2 separate regions of the Homo sapiens genome follow, and region 1 is linked to region 2. A link is a loop called in an ENCODE intact Hi-C map of the cell type or tissue named here. Cell type or tissue: endothelial cell of umbilical vein. All regions are shown on one strand. Each heading gives the region's core, and the rest is flanking DNA. Links, peaks and the distances in the headings are about the cores only.

Evidence for each region. A loop is a pair of places that touch in the nucleus more often than their neighbours do. Peaks named below come from ENCODE experiments on the same cell type or tissue, not always from the same donor. Only the 100,000 strongest peaks of a DNase experiment are listed, where the experiment ranks them.
Region 1: a loop joins it to region 2, with 2.9 times the contacts of the local background. A loop is called at or near these places in 1 of 110 quality-filtered maps.

What each region holds. Positions count from the first base shown.
Region 1 is chr6:81,864,054-81,868,458 of GRCh38, forward strand. All of the region lies in intron 3 of LINC02542 (long intergenic non-protein coding RNA 2542), which reads right to left. Among named protein-coding and RNA genes, the nearest start is that of LINC01526, 52 kb to the left of the region's middle. In endothelial cell of umbilical vein, for the core only: no CTCF peak of the experiment used is centred there; a DNase peak (open chromatin) is centred at 1,898; H3K27ac peaks cover 1,784 bases.
Region 2 is chr6:81,806,711-81,811,115 of GRCh38, forward strand. No RefSeq gene overlaps it. Among named protein-coding and RNA genes, the nearest start is that of LINC01526, 5.3 kb to the right of the region's middle. In endothelial cell of umbilical vein, for the core only: no CTCF peak of the experiment used is centred there; a DNase peak (open chromatin) is centred at 2,341; H3K27ac peaks cover 1,379 bases.

The DNA.
Region 1 (4,405 bases), core at 268-4,267, 57 kb after region 2:
CCATTTCTAGCTTAACCAGTTATGAAGTTGAGACTATGATTCTAAAACACTTATGAAGTTGAGACTATGATTCTAAAACAAACCTCATCCAAGCAAATATATTATAAATTTGAATCTACAAATTAGGATAAATACAGTATAATAGTGTAAAACTACAAGTTACACACACAACAAAAAAAGTCCCCAGAATTAGCTCAAAATTTCATAGAAGGAAACTTAAATTGCCATATTTACCAGAATGTAGGTAAATATTTGCCTCCATTGTCAATTGGTGCAAATATTTAAACAGCATAGGTACCTGTTTACTTAAAAGGTTGGCGTTGATTCCCTTGTTACTATAGGAGATAGTTAAAGTTGATTTCGTGCTCTAACTAAAAGCTTTCATATCTCTACTCTTGGGAGGAGTGGATGAATTCTACTACTGAAAGCTAAGGAGTTCTCTATGTGTTCAGGCCCTATCAATATGTTTGTCTGAATCATTTCTAACAATGTTAGTAGTTACTCTAGGTAACCAGGAATTGTTTTATTTTTTGGATATTGTACACATTTACTCTGGCACATGCACCAGAATTCAAGGGAGAAAACAATATAAAATTAGCAACTAGGTGCTTTGGTATGTATCTTAAGTGGACTAGTCACTATTTCCTGGAAATTCATACTAGTTTACACTTACATTAATTGCACACTCTGTTCTGGATGCTTGGAACACCCTTTCTTTTCCCAACAATGCATTTCTGTTTACCTCCTGAAGACTCAATTTCCTTTATCTTTCCTTCAGTATTAGAGAAAACTATATGTAGACTATATATATGTTAAATGGCAAACTGCTTTGTCATTTAACAACATGTGGAGATTATCTCATATTCTATCATATTCTATTAGCATATATAGATGTATTTTTAATGTACTACAAAGTTTTCCATTACATTACATAAAACAATTTATTCAGTCCCTTATTGGCACTATTAGTAGTGTCCAGTTTGTGCAATAACGAAAAAGGCTGCAAAAGATTGTAAATTGGTGTATCTTTATGTGTGTGTCTTTGAACATATGAAATTATAGCTAGAAATTGCTGTGTTTAAAGGGCATATTTATTTTAAATTTTGGTACCAATTTCCAAATTGCTCTATCAAGGGCTTACAACAACAGAAATAGGATTTACGAATGTTTCTTTGCCCATCCCAGAGCCAACACCCTACTATCAAACTTGATTTATCTTTGTACATCTGACTAGTGAAAAGTAGCATATTATTCTTAGTTTTTTAAAAATATGAGTCATTTAGATTCATTTTCTAGACTTTCTAAGGTTTTGTGTTCTATGTTGAACTACTTCAACCCATTTTTAGAAGTTCATGCACAGTTTGATAATATGAATATTTATTAATAATCTAACCTACAATCAGAATTTTTATTTTACTTTATTATTTTCTTTCTCACACTCTGTCTGCATCTTTTGTATTTATCTTTGTTAAAGCTTCTCTTGTTTGTTTCAGCCATTCTGCCAGCCTGTGTCGTGATGCCATCATCCACTGCATTAATTCCCCTCCCAGCCTTGTGCTCGCATCCTTCCATAAGAGCAACTGTCATTTTCTTCATTCAGATTTCTGGCCTTATGTGCTGTGGCCAGAACCCATCCAGATGACATGCTGTGGCCCTCAACTGAGGCCTTGCCCATCCTGACAGAATATCCCACGTGGCCTCTTATGCCCACCTCTAAGCTCTGAAACATGCTTGGGAGAAATCTCCTGCATAGGAACCATAGACGGAGATGTTTCTGCAGTATTTAAATGACAGTTGTTTACCCCCACCTCTCACCACTCATCATGCCTTCTCCTGGTTGTTTTAGTCAGCTGTATAATCAATCCTGATGAGTCATATCTTCACTACTGAGGGAAAGGGAATGGGAGAAAAGCTGAGGGAAACAGCTTCCTGATTTAGTTTATAAATCCACTGACTAAAAGAACAGACACTCTTGGTTTGTTTTTCCACCAACTCACACTTGAATGTTACGGAGTCATCTGATTTATCAAATACATTCACATTTTTTATTTCCTTTAAAGTGGCAGCTTTACTTAATAAAAAATAAAAACTGATCATCAATTGAATAAACCTAATTCAACTCTCCTTGCCCTTTTCTTCATGACTTACTATGGTCATCTTATTTTCATCTGCAGATGATTCAAACTTATTGTAATTCCTTCATATCCTTCCAAATCTTTTCCCCGAATCTTTTTAATTTGGGAGTTCTATCTAGACACACCCAGAGAGCTGGGTCTCAGGGCCCAGGAGATGTCCAAATCCCCTCTCCAGAGGGCAAAAGTATAGGGTAGGCAGGAAATGATCTACTTCTTTAAAATCACAGCATGTCTAGACTTATGCCCAAATACATCGGTTCATGATAAAGTAGTAAGTAGGACTTTTGTGGAAAAATACATGGTAGAGAAAACAACACAGAAGCTTACATCCTTTGAAAATTGGACATTGCATAGGGTTCAGGAATTGTCTAGCCACAGGTTGTTTACATGTGGTCTGAGCATTTTCTTAATGTGATCCTGTACTTAAGTGTATATAGGTTCAGCCAGAAAAGAGAAAGATGAACATCAAATTGTTGCAATGCCAGAAGAAAATTATAGGGTGTTCCCATGTTTGAAAGATCACTAGTTTTCACCATTGGTTTGGAGCAATGAATTATCCATAAATAAAAACCTTAGAGATCTCTGACCAAAAACATATACTTTGTTTACAAAAAGTACAAGTTCAATGAGTAGCCACTCCTATCAAAAAGATTAAGTGTATTCAATTTGAAAAAAAAGTTAGAGAAAGTAAAAGCATGAAGTAGCTTTGGAAATTTTCTGCCAACATATTCTAGAGTTTTCTTTCCCATACTGACTTATTTTATAACCAAAAAAAAAAAAAAAGAAGAAGAACTTTTGTTTTTGTTTTTCCTTTGTTTCGTTTTGAGACAGGGTCTTGCTCTGTTGCCAAGGCTGAAGTGCAGTGATGTGATCACTGTAATTCCAGATTCCTGAGATAAAGTGATCCTTCCACCTCAGCCTCCCAAATAGCAAGGACTACAAGTATATGTCACCACTCTGAGCTAATACTTTTTCTTATTTGTAGAAACAAGGATCTCACTATGTTGCCTAGGCTGCTCCAACTCCCAGCCTTAAGAGATCCTCCCACCTGAGTCTCCCAAAGAACTTGGCTTACAGGCATGTGCCACCTTGCCTGGACAGAAAAAGCTTTTAATAACTAATTCTATTTAGGAAAGTCTGTAAATAATGATGGCTTTCATTTATTGATTGCTTACTCTGTGCAAGACACTATACTAAGAAGTTTACATGCATCATCTCATATGATCTTCAAAGTAACCCTGTACATTGGTCAACACTGGCCCCACAAATCTATGACAAATAGAAATTCAACACAATTGACAACTCAAAAGTTTATTTCTGACACACAAAAGTTTATTCTAATCCAGTGTGGGTCAGGTAAATTTCCAGGGTAGTCATCCTCAGATTTCACATCACTGCAATACAAAACAGCTACACATTGCACCGCAGCTTTCAAATTCTTTGGACTAGAAGTGGCACACATCACTTTTATTAACAGCCCACTGACCAGAATTACTTGTATGTCTAAATGTAACTGCAAAGGAGGTGGGAAATGTGAGGAAGCACATGGATATTTACTGAGCAGTATATTTTCTATATTCTATAGAGTAGGCATTATCTCCATTTTATAGATAAAGAAACTGAAGTGTATCTATAAATTTACAGCTACAGAGAAGCAGATCTCTAATTCAAACAATAAACTGCATCAGCTGTTCAAATATTGGAACCACCTTTGTTTTGCTGATAGTGGTAAGGCTGCCTTACTTATCTTTGCATCTTATATAATAACTAGATAGAGATCAACAAATGCATTTAATGTAGATATAATATGACTTTTTATGAACTGAATAATGTGATTATTTCTTAAACCCTCAATTATAAATAAAAGATTCTCATACTTGTTATCTCTATCATCCCAAACACAGATCTCATACTAAGTGCTCAATTAGTAAGTATGGATTGGTTGATTGACTGAAACAATTTTCAGCTTCCCATTAATACTTTCCATTTGGACTAGTTATTTGTATTTTCACCTTCTAATGGCAGAGGTAAAATATCCTAAATAAAGCCAAAGACTTTTCTGGAAAAAGAAGAGAGTTATTTATTCTAATTTTTCTAGATTTACCTGATGATTTTCAACTTGGGTAAAGAAAAAAGCACTTTAAAGTTATTGAAAGCTGACACATACCACAGAGTAGCGGAAAAGAAAACATTGTTACCAGCCAATCATTATGATTTTATATGATTTGGTTGTCTTCTTTTTAACACATTATTTTCAGTTTCTAGGACAG
Region 2 (4,405 bases), core at 232-4,231:
TTACCAATCAAAGGATAAAATAACTTTGCTAAGGGTGGAATTCATACAAAAATGAGATGGTGAAAAGGAAAAATGGACATCACCTTAGAAAACCATGGAATCGTTCAAGTAGCAAATATTTATAATCAGTTATTGCTGCAAAACAAATAGCCTCAAAATCAGAAGCTTAAAACTGAGAATATTTTTTATTGCTCTGAATTTATGGTTCAGCTATGTAGTCCTGCTCATCTGAAACAGGTTTGACTGGGTTTACTCATGCATTCACAATCAACTAGCTGGTCTAGGATGGCTTTGCTCGTATGTCTGGCAACAGTCAGGTTGTTGTCTGGGGTGATAGAGGTAATCGAGCCACATGTATCCACCTGCCAACGGGATACCTCAGCTCATTTTCATAGTTATGGGCAAGATTAACACAAGGCCTCTTGGAGCCTGGGCTTAGAAGTGGCATAAAACTCACTTGCTCCTAATTGTTGACTAAAACAAGTCACAAATACAGCTCAGATTCAGAGGTGGGAAAATAACTTCCACCTCTTAATGGGAGTCTGGGAAGTCAAAGGATATGGATATAGAGAGGCATTGGCAATTTGAGTCATCATCTACCACAACGTTTTCTCCCATCTACGTATGCTCACTTCAGGATCCAGCTGAAATCCTATTTACCTTGGTTAAACAAACTGCCTGTGAATGGGGCCGGCCCAGCTGTAAACCGACAAACAAAATCTTCTTTGTCCCTGGATTATGGTCCTGCTCTCCCATTTTCTGAATATGAACAATTTAGTAGACCTACTGAGACAAGGATAAAGTAGCTAGAATTTAGTCTCAGTTTCTCTTTTCTCATAAAAAAAAATCCCATATAATGCAAATTTGCAATTAGAATCAGGTTGTAGAAGAAAAATTAAAAAGAGATTTAGTGGAATTAAGGAAGCTGAATGAAATTTAATCCCAAACACCAAGAAAAATATGTCTTAAAAGCTGTGGTTTTACAAAGTATGAGAGATATATGGACCCAAGCTCAACTTGCGTAAAGAGAAAAAGGGGGCAAAAAAGGGCTACTTTATTCCAGATAGAAACACTAAGGTTATAGGAAGGAACTACGTTGTGATAACCTCCTTTTTCTTCTTTGGCCCCTTACCAACATTTGCAATTATATTTATTTATTAACTGGCCTTTTTGTTGACTCATGTATCCCTAACACCTAACTCAGTACTCTGGCACAATAAATAGTTAAATGTTAAACTAATGCCTCAATATATGAGACAACAATGACTTTTATAGAAAAGTTATATTCATGTATGCATTTCAGTAATGTTTTCCTTTTAAAAATACTTTCTGCATAGTCTTCAAAAGTGAAACAGTAGAAAGGAAGGGTCCCGCCTAAATATTGGAAAACATTTGAGGATTTCTATGGTTCTTTCCTTCCTTTTGCAGATTGCAGAAGAATTGTAGAACCATACCAATCTTTACGTTTATTCAAATTAATCAGCCCTATTCCCTCAGCACAGCAGTGTAACCTGCACAAACAATACTCATGCATCTGTTTATAACATTTCTGTGTGGAGATCACATTTACCAATTTGGCTTTCAATCACAGCAATGACTATCTCTCAATGGTTTTTTAGCCAGTCATATTAAAATAATCCTGCCCGCTGATTCAGAATAGGAAGAAAGGAAGATAATGAATATTAGTTGAGTGATTAATTATCAGTTCCTATTCTAGGGTCTCTAATACATTATCTCTTTTAATTCTCTAAAACAATTCTTCAAAATAAGTATCACAATCTCCATTTCACAGATGAGAAATCTGAGGCTCAAAGAGGTCAAGAATTTGATACAGTTTACAGTTTGTAAAGTGACAGATATGGGATGTCAACTCCAGTAAGTCTGTCTGATTCTAAAGCTTTTGTTCTTTTCACTCTATAACTGTATTACTTCATCTCTTTTGTTTTAATCAAGATGGGTTTATATTCTTTATTTGAATTTTAATGGGGAAGAAGCTTTATAAGGTATCATTGGAAATGTAGTAGAAAAGAAAAAGAAATTTCTAAGCCTCTCCTTCCATTTATGATTCTTCCGGAAAGCATTAACAACCAAGAGAATGTCATATTTCAGCCCTCAAAGCAGATTAAAACAAACATTCTCATCAGCTATGGTTTATGTCGCAGCAAAATTTTGTATTGCCCATAACTAAAATATGCCCCTCCTTTTGATAATGAAGATCCCAGGTCTCACTGTACCCCTCGTATCATTCATCCAATTCTGGCTGGCACTGCTCCATGGCTGCACTCCCAGAATCAGTACATTCCCAAGCCAAACCATTCTTCTATTTCGTATTATGTCTGCTTTAATGGGGGAAGGAGTCTCAGAGAAAAGGAAACAGATAGAGGCTGTGTAAACACAGCATATCCTAGGCTTCAGAGTGAAGTAATATTAGAGGAAGTTTGAAATTTTGCAAAGTGATAGCAATTATACAGTTTAAGCATAATTACATGTAAGCATCATATATAATATAAAAGAGAAAGATATTATAAGCAAGTGGCAAAGAAAGATGGAAATAGATATCAGTGCATACACAGGAGAAAAAGAAACGGACCCTCAGAGGATTAATACAATTTCCCCTTTTAGTGGCAAGCACAAGGCAGTTTAATTTCACTTACTTCTCTATTTGACAAGGTTGTTTTTATGATCTCTTCTATTTATAGCCAAATGTTCTCCAGTGCAGTACTCCTCAAACCTGACTGCATGAAAATCACTAGGAGAGTTTGTTAAAATGCGGATTCTGACCCAGTAGCTCTGGAGTAAGCCCTGAAGAGACTGTGTTTCTAACAAGCTCGCAGTTAATATCCATGCTGCTGGACAATTTTAGAACCCCATTTGAGAAGCAAGGCTCTTGTTCATAAGACACTATATTGTGGAGTATGAGCGGGGAGAGGAATAAAAAGATCTAGTGCCTTAGAAAATGGAGTTAAAAAGAATATTTACTTAGTTTGCATTTCTAAGAATTCTCCAATTTTGGGCTATCAGTATTGACATCTTTTATCAGATTTCAGAAACTCGTTATGCTTTCCTTTTTAATATAAACAACATTTTTCTTGTTTTGCTGACTTCTAGCATTTGAGACCAGTTAGTTCCTCAAATGTTAAGTCTGTGTTTATGTAACAAAAAATGAATTTAGATTTCTACTTTCAAGGGTTCAATAGGATTCTTTTTTTCTCTTATGGATGAATCTGTGAAGCCACAAAAATCAAAACCAACTAAGTCATGGTGGTTCATGCCTATAGTCCCAGCACTTTGGGAGGCTGAGGTGGGAGGATCACTTGAGGCCAGGAGCTGGAAAGCAGCCTGGGCAACATAGTAAGACCCTGTCTCAAAAAAAAAAAAATAGCTGGACATGGTGCTGTGTACCTGGAGTCAAAGCTACTCAGGAAGCTGAGGTGGGAGCATCAGTTGAGCCCAGGGGTTTGAAGCTGCAGTAAGCTATGATCACAACACTGCACTCTAAACTGTGCAAAAGAGTGAGACCCTATCTCTAAAAATAAAATAAAAATAAAATCAATGTCATTATTTGTATAGTACATACGTCATCTGAATCTAAACGGATTTTAAGGCGAAAATACATAAAACACAATTTTAAGGTTTCTTTTCGACAAGCAGTAGTAAGTTTCAGTCTAGCCAGGGGTAACCTAGTCTAAGAAAATGCTCCATAAATAATTGAGGGACACAGATTTGCTCCTTCTCTTTCAGAAGCTTCTGGCTAGAAAAAAAAATACTGAAATAAGATTTCCAGTTATAAAGTAAAACAGTATCTTTGTCAGAGATATAGTGAAATAAAGCTTGATTCTTCTCATTTCCCAGATCAGAAAATCAAGGCGCGGAGAGATTAGTCCACTTGTTTAAGATTGCTGGAGTCATTAGCTCCAGAGGATAAGTCATGAGAATAAAAGCCAGCTCACTGATGCTGAGGCCAGTTCCTTCCTCTCCCTATGCTGCCTGCCTGCTTAGGTTTCCACCCAACTTGGCTTTCCTATCCCCTGGACTTCTCACCTTCAGAAATGTCATTGACCCCTTAGAATTTCTGGGCTCAAGTGGTCCTCCCGCCTCAACTTCTTGAGCAGCTGAGACATAGTGCACACCGCCATGCTCTGCCAATTTTCCTTTAGAGGCAGGGTCTCGCTATGTTGCCCAGGCTACTCTCCAACTCCTGGCCTCAAGTGATCCTCCTGACTCAGCTTTCCAAAGTTCTGGGATTACAGACATGAGCACCATGCCTGACCTGATTTTCATCATTGATATGCTGGAATTTTAGGCAGTTTCTAACTCAGTTTGCCAGTGAGATGTTAAGATTGGTTCTCAGCACAAGTGAATGTCCTGTTTCAATATTTTTGCCCAGATCCACTGGTATATTATT